4 separate regions of the Mus musculus genome follow, and regions 1, 2 and 4 are each linked to region 3. A link is a loop called in an ENCODE intact Hi-C map of the cell type or tissue named here. Cell type or tissue: heart. All regions are shown on one strand.

What was found. Peaks named below come from ENCODE experiments on the same cell type or tissue, not always from the same donor. Only the 100,000 strongest peaks of a DNase experiment are listed, where the experiment ranks them.
Region 1: a loop joins it to region 3, with 2.1 times the contacts of the local background. A loop is called at or near these places in 5 of 42 quality-filtered maps.
Region 2: a loop joins it to region 3, with 2.5 times the contacts of the local background. A loop is called at or near these places in 7 of 42 quality-filtered maps.
Region 4: it touches region 3 in a loop (1.9-fold over the local background); 6 of 42 quality-filtered maps call a loop at or near these places.

Annotation. Positions count from the first base shown.
Region 1 is chr7:112,297,534-112,302,533 of GRCm38, forward strand. All of the region lies in intron 3 of Mical2 (microtubule associated monooxygenase, calponin and LIM domain containing 2), which reads left to right. Among named protein-coding and RNA genes, the nearest start is that of Mical2, 74 kb to the left of the region's middle. RefSeq lists an enhancer at 292-1,889. In heart, CTCF peaks have their summits at 2,110 and 3,734 (motif pointing left); DNase peaks (open chromatin) are centred at 648, 1,558 and 2,478; H3K27ac peaks cover 4,188 bases.
Region 2 is chr7:112,278,525-112,283,524 of GRCm38, forward strand. The region is part of intron 3 of Mical2 (microtubule associated monooxygenase, calponin and LIM domain containing 2); the gene reads left to right. Among named protein-coding and RNA genes, the nearest start is that of Mical2, 55 kb to the left of the region's middle. In heart, no CTCF peak of the experiment used is centred here; a DNase peak (open chromatin) is centred at 2,167; H3K27ac peaks cover 4,657 bases.
Region 3 is chr7:112,223,253-112,228,252 of GRCm38, forward strand. Mical2 (microtubule associated monooxygenase, calponin and LIM domain containing 2) reads left to right here and starts at 2,584. Exons shown (of 26, transcript NM_001193305.1): 1 at 2,584-2,769. In heart, no CTCF peak of the experiment used is centred here; DNase peaks (open chromatin) are centred at 2,549 and 3,449; H3K4me3 peaks cover 3,467 bases; H3K27ac peaks cover 5,000 bases.
Region 4 is chr7:112,360,532-112,365,531 of GRCm38, forward strand. No RefSeq gene overlaps it. Among named protein-coding and RNA genes, the nearest start is that of Micalcl, 12 kb to the right of the region's middle. In heart, no CTCF peak of the experiment used is centred here; a DNase peak (open chromatin) is centred at 2,450; H3K4me3 peaks cover 313 bases; H3K27ac peaks cover 4,766 bases.

The sequences.
Region 1 (5,000 bases), 74 kb after region 3:
GGCAGGTGGAGTTGGAGAGATTGCTCAATCATTAAGAGCACTGGCTGCTCCCACAAAGGATCTGGGTTCAGTTTCCAGCACCCACATGGCAGGCCACAACTATCTGTAACTCCAGTTCCCAAAGATCCAACAACCTTCATAGGCACTTGCAGGCAAAGCATACACACACACTCACACACACACACACACACACACACACACACACACATATACACACGCACACACATATGTTTAATATATGTGTGTATGTATGTATGTATGTATATGAATTTTAAAGAGTCATGCTTTCAGGGCCCCTCTGAGGTAGAGATCTATGTAGAGCAAGAGATCTATGTAGCCTCCACTCACACCCTACTAGCATTTATGTCTTGGCTAGGTATACTAGCTGTTGTCCCCCTCCTGCTCCTTGATAAATAGTCTGTTTTTCCATGTGGTGTTTGTCTCTTGTCGAGAATGTGCAGGTCTGAACTCTTCTAAGATTATCTTTACAGTGGATTTCCTGCTGGTGGTAGATCTGCTTGCTCCCCAATGAGCAATAATTCACATGGCCCAAGAGCACAGATAATACCGCCGTCCATGATGTAGGTGGCCTTGGCAGCCCCCTGCTCCTTCTGTCTGGGTGGGAAGCTGCAAACGTTAACCCCAGCTGGCATGCACCCAACATCCCTCTCATGGTCAGAAAGCCAGAACTGAGTTGGCGTTGAGTGGGTGGGAAGCTCATTCATCCATCAGCTACGTGTTGGGCCTCCTGTGCGTACCAGGCAGTGGATGCGTTCCAGGCACACAGATAACACAGCGGATGGGGCAGCTCTTGAGACCCAGCCAACGATAACATGGGAGCTTTGTTCTGGGGCAGCAGTAATGAGTGAGCCAGTGGGACCATAAGAGAAAAGTATGCAGTCTAATTTAGGAAGGCCTTTGGGCTGTGTGTGTTCATGGGGTCGTGGTATGTGTACATGTTTGCTTATATGTGTGTGTAAGCCAGAGGACAACCTTGAATGTTACTCTTCAGGAGATATTTCCTTGTCTATTGAGATAGGGTCTCTTTCCTGCTGGTGGTAGATCTGCCCACTCCCCAGTGTGCAATAATTCAGTCACCCCAGTGCATAGATAATACTGACATCCATGATGTAGGTGACCTTGGCAGACAGACCCCTGCTCCTACTGTCCGGGTGGGAATCTGCAAACGTTAACCCTGGCCTGAGCCTCGCCGTCTTAACTAGGCCAAGGAGTCAGTGAGCCCCAGGGGTCCTCCTGTCTCTACCTCTCCAGAGCTAGGCGATAGGTGTGCACCACCAAACACAGATTGGTCTTGCTCTCCCTGTTTTTGTTTTTGTTTTGTTTTGTTTTGCTTTTTAGCCTGGGTTCTCTCACTCAGCATAGGTTCTCCTGCTTGTGCAGGGAACACGTTACTGACTGAGGCTGAGTTTTAACCAAAAGCTCTATTTATTGAAAGTCTGTTCTCAGTGGTAGTTGCTGGCTGGGTCTGTGGAAAGGGGAGAGTCCTTTGCCTCTGCATTCAGTCTGCTGAGCCACGCCTGTCCAGAGCCTCCACTGGCCATGGGCATCCCTGGAAGCCAGGACTGCTCCTCTGCTCAGACACACGGCTACACAGTATTTGACCCCTTGTCAGAATGCCAAGGCCCATTCTGATCATAACTAGCATAGTCCAAGAGGGAACTGTCCTGCCTCCACAACCCCAGCCAACAGGCCCTTGTGCCAGCCTGGATTTTCTCCCCTGATATAACTAAGCCCACTGGCATTTGCTTTGATTAAGATTATGGTATGATTGGTATCTCTGAGATTCAGGCCCAAAATATGTAACAGAGCTTAGGATGATGGGAAAGCCAAACATTCACTGATGGAAAACCAGGTGTCACCAAGAGGGCTGGATGTGAGACCTGGCTAATATTTGCACTCTCTATGTACAACAGCCCCTGGCTGGAGGAGAGGAGGTTTCCTGCCTTGTGTGGAGACCGGAGATGGGTCAGGCCTGGTGAACAAAAACTGCAGAAGGCCTCTGTCCCCTTCCTGCCCTTCTTCACCCTACATGCTCTGGCTGGCCCAGCCTTGTCCGTGGAGTGACAGAGCTCACCAACAGGAAACATGCAGTAACTGCATAGACATGTAACGGGTCCAGACTTCGCCCCAAAGCAAACCTCACAAGCGTGGGGTTTGGAGCAGGCTCTGAAATGACCGTCATTGTCTGGCTATGTGGAGCAAGAAGCACTGTGGAGGGTGAGATAAAGTGTGGATTTGGGCTGAGGAAGCTGGTTGTCTCCAGGCATGTCCAGAGAGGAAGCCAGCTCTGCCGCCCCCACCCCCACCCCACCCCCATGTACTCTCCAAAATCTCTGGGGGTGAGTCAAATCTCAGCAGTGACTTCATTTCCTCTAACTGGGTGTCTACAAACTCTTTGAACGGTTCCAGCCAGTAAACTATACTGATTGCAGTGTGGGAGCTTCTGATACGCTTGATCGAGTCTTCCTCTGGGACCTTGGCAGCCTAGGGGAGTGAGACGGCCAGAGGATGGAGTGTTTGTTCAAGCAGGGGGATGTGTTTTTAAGATAACATTTAATCCCAAGTAGAGGGACGTTTCCAGATGTCTCAGCAACATCCGACAGTGAGTGAGGAGCGGGTGATGGTCTCCTCCATTGTTGCCTAGGTGAACAGTTTCACCTATTCGTCTATACCTACCCGCCCATCCCCCACCCCCACTCACCCACCCACACCCTCACCTGTGAGCTCCTGCCTCTGCTGGACTACTGCCATGTTTTCAGGTCTTAGGCAACACGGAGACTATGCACAAAATTAGATGTTTATGTGCCTATCTAGGTCACCATGTGTCCCCTTCTTCTGTCCTAACAGACCATGTCCTCCCTGAAAGAGCACAGGATCTTCTTCAACATGCAGCAACTTGGCATGGACCTTGTACAAATTCCTGACTCTTCTTTACCCATGGCCCCAGTGCCAACAAGACCAGTGCTTTTAAGACCCTCAGCATCTGGGTGCAGACTAGCTCTCCTCTTTCCCTCCCCTTCCACCCCTCTTTCTCTCTGAATGGGCTCCATCAGCCGAGACAGTTGGTTTTCTTTTTATTCTACCAAACCAGAAGCAGCACCGCACAGTAGGCTTGGGAGGGAGAGCATCAAGCTTTAGATCCTGGCTTCATCCCTTTCGTTCTGACCCCATGGACCAGTTAGTTACCTTGTGGCTTTGTGCCCTGATTTCCCCATTTGGGAAGTGGTCAGAGTAAAGGTTCTCTTGTAGGAGTAATTCAGTTCCTGAATTGGAGAAGTCAAACACATGAACCTGGTGGGTGCTCCACAAATGTGGGTTACAGTGGATAACAATGTTGATGATGATGACGGTGGTGGTGGTGATATAGATGTCGATGATGATGGTTATGGCATGGAAAGCCCCTTCTCTGATGTCCCTTACAGCCTATCATGCAGAATTAGCTTTTCCCCTTTTGTGTATGAAACAGAACAAACTACAAGGCATTCTACTTATTTAAAGTTCAAATTTGCCCCATGGCCTGAGAGTCTCTAGAAGCAAGCACTAGTTTTCAGTAATAAGACTCCAATATTCAGGGCTAGAGAGCTGGCTCAGTGGTTAGGAGCACTGAGTGTTCTCTGGGAAGATCCAGGTTCAACTCCTAGCACCCTCAGGGTACCTCTCAACCATCTGTAACTCCAGCCAGGGGCTCTAGTGCCCCCTTCTGGCCTCCATGAGTACCAGGCATGTGCCTGATGGCACAGACATACATGCAGGCAAGGCATTCAAATGTATAATACAATTTAAAACTTTGTAAAAACAAAACAAAATCAAAAAACCCAAGAATCCAACATTTATACCAGTGTGTGGCACACTTCTTTTTAATTACCTTTTTCTCATACAATTTTTGTTTATTGAGCATTACCTAGAATTTGCAACCCTCCTGCCTGAGTTCTGGGACTGCACTCATATACCACTGTGCCTGAAGTTTTCATTTGTTTAATACTATGTGTGTACTGCATATGTGCAGTGACCATAGAGACTAGAAGAGGGTATTAAATCCTCTGGAACTAGAGTTACCCCTGGACCAGTGAGGCACCATGTGTGTGCTGGACATTGAACTTGAGTCCTCTAGGAGGAGCAGCCAAAGCTTTTAACTGCTGAATCATCTCCAGGCCATTTTTCTTTTAGATAAGGCCTCACTATTTTATTGTATGTAATATAATCAACATACTATAAAATTAATCCTACTAAAGTAGATAACTATCACCACTGCCTAATTCCAAAAATTCCAAAAACAAAGACCTACCTATATATCCAGTAGCACTAGCTTCCCAATCTATTCCCCACCTCACCCTTAGCTTTATCACCACTAATCTTTCTGACTCTACAGATTGCCTGTTCTGGAGTTTAGATCCCCAAACCCACATCAATGACAGCTGGGTGTGGCAACCCATCTGTAATTCCAGTGTTCAGAAGGTAGAGATCAGGGGTCCCCAGAGCAAAAGCAAGATAGCAAGCTAGACTGTGTCAGCAAACCACAGGGTCACTTGAATAATGTGGGGGGCAATCAAGGAAGACTCTTGATGTCAACCTTGAATCATACACACATGCCTGCACTCACACAGACAAACGTGTATTTGCACCCATGACATCACACACATATCATGGCTTGCTTATCCATCGATTCATAGGCTCGTGAGTTGTTTGCAGCTTGGGGCTGATATGAAAAAATCCTTCCCTTGCTGTTCATGGAGAGGTTTTCAATTCTCTTGAGTGTATGTACCTAGGATTGGGACGGTCGGCTAATATGGTACCTCCATGCTTAACTGTTAAAGGAATTGCTATAACAGACTGAAATTGTTTGCACAAGCAATATGTGAGACTTGAATTTCCAGCTCTTGATTCACGTGCCCCATCAAATTCGAGCCTTTACTACTGAGGGCTTGGTTTTGCATTTTTCTGTTGGGACCTTTCCATCTACTTTCTGATTCCTTGTATAT
Region 2 (5,000 bases), 55 kb after region 3:
AAACAAACTTGTTGCAGTCTCTGGCCCACCCAGGGTTGTAGAAAGCCCTAGGGAGTCTCTGGCCAGATTATCCAAATAAACGGATGTCTGGGTAGGGCAGGAGGCAAGAACTGACAGAAGGTTGAAAGCTACCCACATAGAAAGAGCTGCCTGGCTTCTGTTTGTCCTGCTTTTTGAGACTCTTTTTGTAGTCGTTGTAGTAGTTGTTTATCGGAGAGAAGTCCCATTGAAGATCCAGTATTGACAGTATAGAAGAAGCCAGAAGCTTCGAACCAGACCAATGACTCATTATAATGGACATCTGCAAGAAAAGCTGTTTGAGCAATCATGTATACTGTGTGACACACTGTGACACAGCATAGCTTCCTCAATGAGCGTTTTTGTTTGTTTGCTTTGTGTGTGTGTGTGTGGGGGGGGGTCATTACAAGGGCAGAGGGTGGATATGGAGGCATGGGGAGATGAGTGGGATTGGGGTGTGTGATATGAAATTCACAAAGAATCAATAAAAGTTTGGAAGGAAGGAAGGAAGGAAGGAAGGAAGGAAGGAAGGAAGGAAGGCCGGCCTTGGGGATGGTTATTTTCCATTGCAAGGAATTCTGTGGGGCAAGCTACACGGAAGTCCATCAGGCTCAGCCTTTAAGTTGTTCTCCGTTGCTGAGTCAGCGAGGATTGTGTTCAGCTCTGAGTTACTGTACGCAGCCACAAACAGCCATGGGGACCAAAAGAAAAGGCTCATGTTTTTAAAGCAGGAATTCAGGGCAGAGGTGGCCACTAAAGGATCAGTAGACAGCCTCTAGGCCAGTGCTGCCTGCAAGAGCTATGATGTGAGCCAAACGAGCAGTGCAAGGAAATGGTGGGATGACGGAGACACTTTATTTTATGTGGAGGAGTCCCATGGAACTGGAGTTACAGGTGTTTGTGATCTGCCATGTGGATGCTGGAAACTGAACTTGAGTCCTCTGGGAAAACAGCAAATGTTCTTAACCTCTAAGTAATCTCTAGGTTGTTGAAATAACTTTAAATGTCACACACACGCACACACACACACACACACACACACACACACACACACACACACGGGTGGTGGAACCTATTCCCTCAGGCCCATCCCTGGAATTCTGTAGAGGAAAGACATTATTCTAAGGACTCTCTCTAGAGGACAACTGTTTATTTAATCCAAGGAGAGAAAGTACTGGGAGGTTTACTACCCCTTCTGTTTTTTGTTTTTTATCTACTTTACTGATTGTTAATTGAATTTATTTTATACAATTTCCCGCATGTGCACAAAGCATGCTTTACTACTCTCAGCTGCCCACCTCTTAGTCCTTCCTCCCTAACCCCCACAAAAATCTCTTGATAATCTTCATATTTGTATATTTGTTTTGTCAGCCATGGGTTTCAGTACAGTCTGTTTGAGTGTGAGTTTGAAGCTATCTCCTGTAGTCAGGTAGGTTCAGAAGTGGGACTACAACTAAAGGCAGTGATTTCCTCTCCCAGGTCTCTCAGAATTATTAGCCAGTAGCTCAGCAGTAAAGAGTGGGACCCTGTGAGCCTCCCACTGCTTTGACTTATTCTTGCAGGGTGTCTTATATGGTCTGAGTGTAGGTAGCCTTAGTTATTGTGATTAGTGATAATTCTGTTTGTGTCTGGAGAATATTACTTCACAGCTAACCCTATCATCTTACGTATTTCCTGCCCCCCACCCACCTCTGCAATGTTCCTTGAGCCTTAGATGGAGAAGTATAAATGTTTTGTTTAGGATTGTACTGTAACCATCACATGTAGTTTCTGGTCTCTGTCCCCTTTCTTCTCCCTAGTACATACTCTGTGTCCTTTGCAGGTTTGTCACTTCTCAGGGAACATCTCAGCCACACCACCTGTGTGCTACTGATAGATGGCCCTTTATAGCACAAAGGTCACCTCAGCCAGTTGGTTACTAGGGAAGGCCTTCATGGACAGCCAGTTCCCCTTCCCTACAGCAGCAGTGAGAGTAGACTCTGAGGCTGCCCTGACCCCCCAACTATCCACTCCTGCCAGATCAAGAATGTGCACCGTTGGTCCTCTGCTCCCATAGTGCCTGGAAGAAAGTCTTCAAGACAATGCATTCCAACCCAGCCCTTCTGTTCAGCATCTGGACCTGCAGATAGCAGGCCTGGGAAAGCTATTAATCTTTGTCCTCAGGGTCTGTGTCCAGCCACAGCCACACTCGCTGACTCTCCATCTGTGGGTTCAGGCCAACAATTCTTAGGTGGAAAAATGTAGCCTATTGTCTTGAGGAAAGGTGCTAAAATGATGGAGTGCTTTTTTTGTACAGGGTGCTGAGAGTCCACGGGTGGGGCCAGGGCTCCATGCTGTTAGAAAACCATATCCTGAGTCTGTTTTTTATTTTTCTTAATTAATCCTCTAATCAAAAAAGGCGTTGTGGTCACTGGGCTCAGATGACACCTACGAGGATTTTTCCCCCTTCTGAAACTGTCTTGGCTTTGGAGCATGTTCTAGTTCAACTTGACTTCCAGAGTCTGTGAGCACGCATGCTCCAGTTGGCCGGTAGCTGTTCCTTAAAAATGATGCCCGGGGTCTCGGCATCCTAGGTGTCTGCCTGCTGGCCTATCTGTCCTCTCCCTATTCCAGCCCAGTCTCTCACCTCCCATGTGGTCCTCTGAAGCTTACGAAATCATAAGATGTGAAGAAGCCAATGTTTCTGAGATAGAGCCAAGACAAGAAACATTGACTGTGTGTTCAGTATTAAATCTCGTGGGCAAGATGCTACTGAGGTGAGAGAGCACAGAGAGGAAGGCGTGCTCAGAGCTTCATTGAATAGACTGACTGCGATGCTCCAGAGTCTGCAATGAAGTATTAGAGTGGCTGTGGAGCCATGGCTGAGAGCAAGGTCTACGGGGTCATAGAAGCCTGGGTTCATATCCTGCTATGGTCCCAGGCTTTTCGTTCATACGTTCGTTTTATTGTAAAATGAGCTTGATAATAGTACCCACCTTACAGATATCTGGGAAGCCGGGAAGAGTTAATATATTTAAGTGTCTAGGAACAGTGCCCAATGGGAGCTACAATTATGATGTTTGTCTTCGTTGTGGTGCAGCAGGGTTCACTTCTGTGTGCCCCGTCCCCCTTGCTGGATGAGGGTTCCCTTGTGATTACTTCTCTGCTAGAAGCTAAGGGGAGGTGTCTGTCTCTGGGCAGGATGCACATGTAACCCCCTGCACAGGACATCCCTACAGAGGTAGCAGCACTGCCTCTTTAATAAGGTTCCAGTTCAGAGAGTCACCTGAGGAGACCAGGCTCCCTTTCTTTAGGATGCCTGGCTCTAGGGTGTTCCATAGTGTCATCTCTCAGGAGATGTCTAGCTAGAACTGGCATTTGTGAAGGAAATGTCTGGGCTTTCCTGATAGGCGCCATAGATTCCCAACATTGCATTCACCCAAGCCTTACACTGGGCCTTTCTGTGTTTCCGCAGACATAATAGTGAGTAGGGGTCCATTGCTCAGCCTGCTGGGTGAGAGCACTGGGGAAGTTTTTCTTAGATGTGAATAACAGCAGAGGCAACTCGCTTTCCTGGGCTCTACAGTTTTGAATTCCTTGTCAGTGGATGTTATGTGCTCACAACCCCTGGAGTACTGGATCTAGGGGAGTCTGTATCTCAGGAGAAGAAGCAAAGATCTCATGTTCTGAAAGGTTTGAATGCCAGGGTAAGTCTCCCCAACTGCTCTGCCTAAATTCCCAATTTCTACAGGTGTTTGATTGTTTGTTTGTCTTAAAGTAATCATTAAATTTATTCAACAAGGACAATAATTCCTTGGATGATGGTCAGGTGGATGATTAACGGCTGGATAGATGGATGGGCAGATGGATGTAAGGATGGACAAATAGATGGGTGGTCAGATGGGTCGTTGGCTAGGTAGATATGTGGGAAAGGATGGATGAGAAAATAGGTAGATAGATGGATGGATGGGTGAATGGCAGATAGACTCCTGGAAAATGGATGGATGGAGACTGCACTGTCACAGATGCTAGCAATAAGCAGTCACTGTCTAAATAAAGCCTATTCCAATCGTTTAATACTAGAGGGAACAATCAAGAAATGTCCTCCCTGTTGGCTGATCTGGAGTAGTCTTTCTCCATGATTGTTCATCTTGGTTTGTATCCTTCCTGGTCTAAGCTGTTCTGGATGTTGTCTGATGTTCTGGTTGGGACTGAACAGGGAGCTCCCAGCATCCCGTCATGTGTTATGCAAGCATTTCATAGGTGGAAAGGCTGTGGCCTCAGTGCCTCAAGTGGAGGGAGCACTCTAGCTTGCACTCTTACCTGGGTATTTGGTTCTAGCTCATGGGGTCTCTGGCCTGTGCCCACCCACAAGAAACATGGCCCTCTCTTGCTTGAGCAAAAGAACAAAACAGGGGGAAAGATTCCTCCATCCGCAGGCAGAGTACTGGACCACTGTACTCTTCCACTGCCCAAGACAATGATGCCCCAGCCCATAAATAAAGTAAAAAAGAGGAGAATCTCAGGGTTCCGGAGGAAACCCACACAGCACCATGCTACTGTATTGTACTTCCCATAAACAGCTTCAATTGAGAACCAGCCCCAAGCCCAGCCTGTGACTCTGGCTTTGTTTTCAAAATGCCGCAGAACCTTTGAGATATTGTACCTTCTCCACACACCAGATACCTCCTCGGCACACTGTAGGTACTCAGCAGTGGGGGCCCGGAGCTAGTTAGTTGGTCCAGCTGTCTTGGTTGGGCTTTCTGGCCCCATCTGCTGTGAGAGTTCTCTTTCCCGTGACTCGGGGTGGTGGAAGCCATTCATCCAGCCAAAGGAATGGCATTGTTTTATGAGATTAACTGGGGTCTGCACCATTCCTAGAAACCTCAGAAGTGGCAAAGAGTTCCTCGGTGCTTTTAAGAAGTGGGTTTCAAAAAGCAAACAAAGCAACCTACACCAGCCTTCATAGGGCAGCAGAAGGGGGTCAGATGCAGCTCTGGGGC
Region 3 (5,000 bases):
AAGGCAGTCCTGGTCTCTCTCTGCAGCATCCTTGGAAGTGGTCAGGTGGATGCTGATAATGACAGGGCCACCGGCTGGGGCTGCTTTGGAATTGCGCAGGCTACTGTTTCGGTTGGAGATGAGGATATTTTTAGGGCTGAATCTGGGTCTTCCTTCTCTCCCTCCCTCTGATGCTAAGTAGCCATCTGTATCTCCCAGGCAACCTCCTCAAGCTGTATCCTAGAAAAGCAGGATGGGGAAGTGACTAATGTTAAATGCAGAGAGTGGGGCTGCTGCATCATTCATTCATCTCTTAAGAAAGGAGCCACATCCTATTTCTCCCTAACACAATATAATGCTTTCTTTGAAGCAAAGTTATATGTCTCCCCGATCCAGCTGGTCATCCTATACTGACAGCTCTGAGTTTTGAGTTTTGACACCCCTATCCCCAGTCTTTCAAAAAGCCACAAGCCTTACATAATTCCTTTACATAGTCAGCCTCCTCAATGGCCAGGCTTGCTCTATTTCAGAGTTACAACTCAGCCCACCACACCTACCTAGCAAGAGCTCCATGAGATAAAAACTTGGTGGACGGCACAAGAGAGGTACAAAGGATGCTGGGAAGTATTGTAAAACCTTACTTTTGAGCGGCCAGAACTTCTGTCCTAGCCCAGACCTATGGTACATGCACGTAATCTCCACATTTGGGAGGATGAGGCAGATAATTGTTGAGATTTGAGGTCATCGTGGAGTACACAGTGATGGAGACCAGCCTAGAGTACACCCTGAAATCTTGTCTGGAGAACTCTCTGTTCTGAGCAGTGCTATCATTGCTTAGTTGGCTCACAGTGCTCCTGAGCACGTCAGGCTTGTTTTGATCTGAAGACAGAATGTTGTGCTGTGTCAGACCATGAGGCTGACTAGAGAATAACGTGGACTATGCCTCCCCCACAGCCACCTATATTCAGTCACCTGGGCACCTGCTCCAGAGTGACAGCTGGTTAAATGAATGAATGCTTCTCCTCCATCTCTATCTCCACACTGCCTGGGCTCAGCCAAGTAGCTATGAGCCTTGCCCACTGAAGCCAAGCTGTGGACAGAGGTCATGCAATTTCCTAATTAAGTAATAACTTAAAAAGGCAGGGCCAGGTCATTCAGGTCGCCTTTCCCTGACAGCAGCCAGATGTGAGCTCTATAGTGTGCTCAGATCAATTGGCAGTTCTTCTAGAGATCTTACAAGTCCAGGGTTCTCGGAGGCCCAGGAATGGCTATAGAGGCCTCACTTCACGGTTGTGTATGTTGACTTGGAATCAGTTCCCCGTTTAAATACAGACACGTTAATATGCACACGGTCTTGGTAAATGACTCTGTATTACAGATCTCAGTTCCCCCATCTGTGAAAGGGGATGAGGATATTGAAAAGATCAATCTCTAGGTCTGGGTTTAAATGAGATGATGCATGGAAGGTGTTCATTGATTGGTGGTGACATGGTTAGAGTCCCACCAGAGTCAAGTACTGTCCCTCTTAGAGTCAGTGATGAGTTTTGCAGACTGAGTGGGGTTGAGTACCAGGTATAAAAACGCATCCACAGAAGTGGAGTGAATCCTAAGGACGCTGAGAGGCAAACTCTGAGAAACCCCAAGGCCTGGATGATGGAAACGCAAAGAGTATAGAAAAAGACGGGCCCCAGGTTTGGGGGTGGAGGAATTGCTGCCTGCACTTGCCTGGCCAAGGGGCATGCTCTCCAGAGGGTGGTACCCGGGGAATTCCAGCAGCCTGGAGTCATGGTACTGTTTGCCTTCGCCGCCCAAGCCTGCCTGCTTTCCTCCCGCTGGGTCAGCTCAGTTTCAAGAACATTTATGGACTCTGCATTGGGCCAAGCTGAATGATGGGCTGCGGGCCCCAGGGGTGAGTCAGTCCACTTGAATCCTATTTTCACTGCTGTCGCAGTGTCCGTATGAATTTCTCAGGACTTCGAGCCCGAACCATTCATTCAGAATTTTCGCTGAAACTGTGAGAGGCATGGTCATTCATGAAAGCGATCAGAAACAGGGGTTAGCCATTCGACAGCCAAGAAAGAGAAAGTGCGAGCGACCCAGTCAGTGCGATTGGTCTGTGTCACTACCCCATTTCCCACAGCTTTAGCCCAAGCAAGGCCAGTTCAAGAGAAGACCCAAGCAAGGAAGATTGCATGCAGAAAAGCAAGAAATGAGGGCCCAAGAAGGCCAGGCAGTCCTAGAAGTCCTTTGCTGTTCCCTCCAGTCCAGAAGGGACAGTGAGGCTGTCTTTCCAGCTGCCTAGGCAAAGCTTCGGGAGGCCCAGCTTTCCCCTCTCCCTGGACACCAGAACACCAAGGCCGGGTGTTCGTCTCATAGCAGCCCAGGGCTGGGTCTTCGACCTGTGGCCAGGGTGGGAGCGGCTAGGGCAGGGCTTCAGCCCACGTGCGTCCGAAGCTGCAATGGTGACAGCAACCCCCAGCCTGGTACTAACTGGGAGGGCGCTGGGGTGGGTTCCGCGCTGCATGACCATTGGTCGCGCGTCTCAAGCATGGGGTGGAGCCTCGCCTTCGGAGGCCCTGTCATTGGCCGAACCTCGATGGAGGCGTGTCCCAATCGGATCCTCCGCGGCTCACAGAACCGCAGGCACCCGGCCGGCTCAGCCTGCGCCGGGCCGCCTCGCTAGCTCCGGGCTCGGCAGGCGGCCCGCTGGGTCCCGGATTTCTGCGCCCTCAGACAGAGGACAAGAAAGGCAGGTGTTGACCTGAGGCCTGGAGGCCCGCGAGACCTTGGGTAAGACGGAGTGGGAGAAGGCTCCGGGGTGTGCGGGAGCGGGTGGGGACTGTGCCAGTCCCGGCTGGACTCCGCGCCCTACTGGACGCCCCGGAGGGTCAGGTGCGGCAGTTCCGTCCGGGATCTCAGACCCACCTGCGGGGTGCGCCGTGGGCTCTTCACCAATCAAAACTGTCATTCTAACCTCAGAAAACCCAACACACGCGCATAGTAGGCGCCCTTCAGCAGCAGGGTCGCCTGTCATCGTTCAGGGGAACGTCCCCAAACTTTGCTCTGTGCGATCTAGGCTCCCGTACCTTTCCCATCCTCTAACAGAGCGCCTTGCTTATTTTTATTTTATTATTATATTTTTCTGCTTCCTTTCTTCTCCTCCCTCCTTGATAACAGGAAGTTGGGCCAAATGTCAGTGGCCTGGCCAGCGGCGGGCTGGAACTCGGGCTGGTTGCTTGGCCGGTGGCGACGCTCCGAGGGTCCTGCGCTGCTGTTCCCTCTAGCTTGGGACCCCTGACAGCCTGTGCTTGTCCCTGCCCAGGAGCATCCTACCCTCGTGTCCTGCTCTGTCAGTGGCTAGCTGGCCCTGGGCTGGGGTCTCCCTTGCAGCCTCTGCCTGCTGCAGCTGTTCGGAGAGGGCGGGGTTAATTTATCCCAGGCCAGCCTCAGTCTTAGCCTCACCCTCACCGGCGGAGCTGGGAAGGGCCTGTACTGGACCGGGAAGAGGCGTGTTGAAACCAGAGTACTCTCCTGTCTCCTTCCACATTGTTTATTCTGGGCCTGGGTTTCTAAAGCGGAAAGAGCTCTCGTTTGCAAGGCCTTTCGCTGTCCACTATGTCTTAGGTGGTTTAGTGGGAGGATAAAGTCAGTAGCCCTTATGGATAGACCCGGAGAGAAGAAAGCTGGAGGTCAATTGGCCTTCCGCATTTGCCTCCTGAGTTCTCAGGTACCTGTGTCCTCTGCGTGCCAGCAATCTCCGCGAGGGGTGGGGGTGGGGGCAGTGGACCTAAAGCGTGGGACACCAGGATAGCCCCTGTTCATGTCCCAGGGGTTTCAAAGGTGATCAGTGCTGCCTTCTTCAGGCACAAGGAAGAGGGCACAGGTTGGATCCCAGTAGTTTCTCCCCCAAAAGCTTGTGTTGTGTCCTCTCTGTTTTAGGGATCCGGAAAGCAGTCCTGACTCTGTGCCTGCTTCCCACCAGTTGTCCTGTGGCAGTGGGAAGGAGCTCTGGGCGCATGTGTCTGGAGCCCCTGGCCTTTGAGAGATTCTGGGGACCGCAAAGCACAAGGTGCTTGGCCGGACCGCAGGAAGCCGGGATGCGCTGCGAGCTGCTCCTCACTGTGTAGTCCCCTGCAGAGGGGCTCTGGCTGAGTTCTTTGTGATGAGAGGGACTGACTGTGATGCTGCCTTGGAGGAAAGTCTCCTCCCATTGGCTTTACCTCTGTGGGCCTGGCTTTTCCAGTGATCTTGAACTGAATTCATTGAAATAATTTTGACCCTTAGGAACTTCAGGGTTGTTCTTTCTGCAGTGGGGTGGGGCAGGCTTTGGCTTCTTTTGTTTGCTGGGTGATGGTAACCTACAGTTTCAACAGCCCCATTCCTAGGAGCTGCAGAGAACAGCCCCGATCCTCCCATCCTGTGATGGGAAGGTAGTGGTTTCTCTCCACCACGTCCTCATCTCTATCTGGGTTTGCCTTCCAGGCATGGGCCTGACTCTGCTCACTCTCCACTGCTGAATGGTAGAGGTTCTGCCTTCCTGGATGAGGTCTTGGTTGGGCCAACCCAGCCTGGATTGAACATGGCTAACCCAAGTCTGTGGAGTGCTAATAGTCCCTTCTCCTTTAAAGAGCCCGAAAGAGTGTCCCGAGACTGCTCATTCTTTACCTCATGAGCACCTCCACATTAGCCCTCTGTAGTAGTTGGGGCCACACCCATTTTATGGGTGAGAGAAGTGAGTCACAGAGAGATTGCTACTGGTCCCAGCAGACTCTAGAGTCTCATGATGATTCCAGCTTCTAGGAGTGGATATGTGGTAACGTCGGCCTGGAGGAGGCAGAAGCAGGAGGATTGCTGAAAGTTTGGGGCCACACCGGTATATCTAATGAGTTCTAGGTCAGCTACAGTGGTCTCAAAAACCAAAACCAACAGGGCAGTAGTGGTGCACACCTTTAATCTCAGTACTTGGGAGACAGAGGCAGAAGGATCTCTGTGAGTCTGAGGCCATTCTGGTTTATAGAACA
Region 4 (5,000 bases), 140 kb after region 3:
CTAAGGACTAACAGTGCCAGGGACAACTCTTCCTCCCCGAGCAGTTGTAACACCCACAATAATGTACTGAAGGACTGCCTGCTCAAGCTCTCTGTCATCCTGCTGATGCCTCGTACCTCATCTCCTGTCACTGATCATAGTCCACCTGTGGACTATGGCTGGGGAGGCCATGCTGCACAGCAGTATAGACAGACATTTGCCTGTCTATGGTAGCCTGTGTGCTCTATCATCCCATGCTCTGCCCTGTGCTATAGAGGTATAACCCCTGCACACTACATTCTCCGGGGTGCCTTGAATAGCTTCCCGTTAGGTTTGAGACATGGTGGAAGAGTGGGGTGGGATCAGGAGAGGAACCAGGATATTATTCCTGACACCCTAACCCTTAATATCATAGCAGTGACCTTGGCTTCTGGGAGCTGGTGAGGCTGGCCCTTCACTTTGTCCAGCACCATCATGTCTCCTTGCCTGCCTTGCCCTTCCTCTGCAGAGCTCTTTGGCTGGAGCTCCATGTTCTCAATTGTATCCTGATTCTTTTAGTTCCCTCCACAGATGTTTCATTTTCAACTTTTATCCATGATGGGGCATAGGGAGTGGTACCCAGGGGAGTTTCTTCAAGCCCTGAGCCAGAAGCCACTCTAGTAGTCAGAACCTTGAATACATCTCCTAACTCTCAGTGGTGTGTGTCCTCTTCTGCTTTCTCTTCATGTGTCTGGGGGTTGCTGGATGACTCTGTAAGCTGAATATCTAAGGATGGACTCCAGGTCTGTCCTCTGTGTACTTTCCACCAAGAATCCAAGCTGACAGGGCAGCAGCCATCAGAAACAAGCTTTTTCAATAGGAATGTGAGTGACAACTCAATCTGGCAAGGCCACGCAGAGTCTTGGGTCACAGCTATCCACTGGTCTGAGGCAGACAAGCATCACATGCCTGGGGCAGAGGTATGTTCTGCCAACTCTCAGGACTACAAAATCCAAGACAGAGTGTGACTCTGTCCAACCAAACAAATGGTTCTATCATATTCACAGACATAGAGCCTAGCAACATGTGGCCATCTGTGGGTGTCTTAACCTCTCCATGTTTCCATTATCTCAGCAAGAAAACGGGGGTCACAAAATGTTTTGCTTGAAGAATTATAGAAGTGTAGCAGACTTAGTACAAGTCAGTGTTCAAACTATTCCTGGCATATATTAGGAGCCCAATAAAAGTAAGCTGCCACTGCTCTAATTACAATCATCACTATAAACATTAGCAAAACTGCCACCATCATCACCATAACTATCACCATCACAACCGCCACCCAACCCTTAACTGCCATCACCATAACCACCATCACTACCACCAAAACCACCATCACTACCACCAAAACCACCACTATTATCACCACCATCACCATAACCATCACAATAACCATCACTATCACCACCACCACCACTATCACCATCATCTTTAGCAGAGTAGCCAATTATATTCCCCCCAAACACCTCCCTTCACAGTTGTACTAGTATAAAAGCATCGGTGTGCATGCACACAAGTAAGTTTGCACATACACCAGGGATTAGACAAAGAGCCAGCAGGTTGGGTCTGCCTGTACTCACATTGTATTTTAAAACTTCATAGAAAGTGTAGAACTTCTTGATTTGTCTTTACAGGCAAGAAATGCAGCTATGGTGCAGATACCTCTTCCAGAGAGAGTGTATAGAGTAAAAAGAAGAGAGACCTGGGGAAAGCATGAAGAACACAGCATTTAAGGACTGAGATGGGACAACGGAGAGACAGGGAAAGAATGTGTCTCTCAAAGTAGAGGAGGGTGGGAGTCAAAGACCAGGGGAGAACCTGAAAAAGAGTCCTATACACTCGATTCAGTAAGCAGGCTCGAGGGAGTTTTCTAGGAGCAGGAAGGTGGAGAGGTAACCGTCTCATCAGAATCGTAGGAGACTCATAGGGGGTCAGAGAAAGCTTGTCCAGCTCTTCCAAGACTGGCTGGAAATGAGAGACGAGTGAATGGGTTAGAGGTAGAACCGTCTGTATATTAAGTACAGACAGAACCAATCCAGTAGGCAAAGTCAGGAACATGGGAAAGAAGACAACAGTGAGCCATACTGGGGCTGAGAAGTGAGGGGGAACCCAGTTCAACTGAGGTTTAATTCTAGAGAGGAAATTGGATGGCTGCTTCCCTGTGGCAGGAGAAGGCTCACCAACCAGCCACTGGCCGGGCTGGAGCTGGGCTCATGCACTCATCCACTCCACAGGCTTCTCACGAGCACCCACTTTACAAGGCATAATTTCAACAGCAAACAAAGCGCTGCCCACATCCTAGTCCTGGAAGGAGACAATAAAGGAGAAAGGAAATTAAACAGCTTGTTAGAAGGCGAGATTCACTATGAGGAGTAATAAAGGGGAACAGAGCCTGCTGAGTGTGTAGCTACATTTAGCAGAACAGCTCAACACTGAGAAGGTGACAACTGACCAAAGCTGGCAAGCGGTGAAGTAGAGGTATAGCATTCATCATGATAAGCACTGAACACAAGGTCAGGGACAACAGACTCAAGGGCAACATGGGGGGCCTGAGATGGTGCCTCCCTGAAGTCCCGAGGGAACAGTGGTAACACAGCAGGAATAGAGCAAGCCAAGGGACAACGTGAGGAGATAAGGGCACAGAGGCCATGGAGCTAAGTTAGATGGGACGCTTCCTCTTAACTGCAGAGTAAAAAATGAGAGAGCTCTTGGGGATTTTGAGCAGGAACGGTATCCTCCAACTTACATTTTTATGTGAAAGGTAGGGCTCAGCAGGAGACGGATGAGGGTCCAGGTGGAGATGATTTTTTTTATCATCTGGACAAGATGTGGTGGAGCCAGGGAAATGGCAGCAAAGAGTTCCTTCCTGGTGCATTTGAAGGAGGAGCCATGAGCACTGGTAGAGGGCTTTGTGAAAGATGAAAGAAAGGGTGATATCGAGGATACCATTATAGTGCTAACCTAACCACCTAGACTCCATTCCTGGCATATTTGAAGGAAGGCTCATCCATACTTGTAGAGGGCTTTGTGAAGGATGATGGTGGTATCAAAGATGCCATTATGGTGCCAACCTAAGCCACCTTAGCTTCTGGAGGCTCCAGACTGATCTGGGCAGAGTGATGGGTAGAGCAGGTTTTGGGGAGAGCAAAGATAAAGGGTTCACTTCGGACTTGTTGCGTGTGCCGTGTCTGCTAGGCACCCACAGGAAGATGTTAAGTCAAAAACAGGAGACACACATCTAGATGCAGGGGAAGTGGCAAGGCTTTAGATGCACATCTGGGAGTCCTCTCTGTCTAGGGTCATTGATAATCATAGGAGCAGGTGAAACCAGAGACCGAGTATAGACAGGACCGGCACAAGGGAACAAGAAGCTGGGCAGAGCTGTCTGGGAGCTGAGAGGGTCCTTTTCTGGAAGGACTTGACAAGCTGGGTCACAAGGTCAATAGGATGATAGGTGAAGGGTTGTAGAGATGACTCCGTGGTTAAAGAGCTTGCCATGTAAGCAGGAGGACCTGAGTTTAGAGCCACAGAAATGCCAGGTAAGACTGGTGGCCCCTCTGTGTTTACAGCCCCAGAAGATGGTGACAGGTGACCTCCAGAGTACACTGGCTAGCAAGACGAGCCGTATCTATGAACTCTATGTTTGATGATGATCTACTGCCTTAATGAATAAGGTGAAGAGCATCACGAATGAGGCTAGATGTCAACCTCAGGCCTCCATATGCACATATGCACACGTGCATATGCACCCACACATATCTAAAACCATCTATACATACCCATATAAATGCCACACATACACATGCTCACACACACACACACACACACACACACACACACACACACACACACACACACAGACAGAGAGAAACATTTGGGAGGTGGGGGGGGTTGTTTGTTTGTTTTTGTTTGGGTTTTGGTTTTGAGACAGGATCTCACTATGTAGCTCTGGCTGGCCTGGAACTCACTTGTAGACCAGGCTGGCCTCAGAAACTTACAGAGATTCTTTGTGTCTGCCTCCCAAGTGCTGGGATTAAAGGCTTGTGCTACCATGTCTGGTGGAAACAATTTTTTAAGGCGATGTCACCCTTGAGTTTAGCAACAACTTGGCAGAGGCAGTTTGAAAAAGCAATCCAGAGGCTGTGGGCCTGTGATGGATCATGGGAGCATCTCAACGTCTCCCTCCAGATTAAACGGGGAGGTGTGTGTTTTTATTCCTTACACACATCAGGAGTACCCTAAGCACTGGGGCATTTGCTGGGCTGAGAGATGGCTCTCAGCAATGGCACAGAGGATGGGAAGGTCTGTCCTTGAACATCTGAGAGGACCAGCATCCTTCCCAGACTCCTGGAGGAGCCAGTGCCCTGAAAGGGACCATCTATTCTGCTATCTCTATAGGCCCTATTCTCTTGGCAGATGAGCCCATCTCTCCCAAGAAGCCAAAGAGTGTCCCTGAGCCCAACCCCAGAGACGTGGAGGCTGAAGCCACCTCTCCTCGGCCGTCTGAATGGACTTCAGTGAGGATCAGCCCTGGGGAGGATACAGTCAGGCAGGACGTGCTGGCTGTACGTGTCCTAGTCACCAGTGAGGACAGCAGGTATGCCCAGATTGCTGAAGGATGGAAGCAGCAACAAGCTGGGATGGGGCAGGCTGCATCTAGAATCTGCTCTTCTCTCCTCTGGGAACTCCCAGCAAACAGAACCCTCAGAGCCTCTTTCCTCATCTGTTAATGGGACTGTAATAGTGGTTTGCCTCTGAAGGAGTTCTAAGACTCAATCAATTGACACATGCCAAATACTGGTTGGTGCACAGTAAATCCTATAAGGCTGTATAAGTCACTGTTTTCTCAGAGCAGGGCAAGGCTCTACTGTCTTCCCCCAGGAGTCCACTGTGGTGCACTAAGGGCTGCAGATGAGTGACACCTGTCACAGGCTCCAGGGCCTCCCATGCTAAGAGGTGATACATGGTGATTGAGACACCAAAAA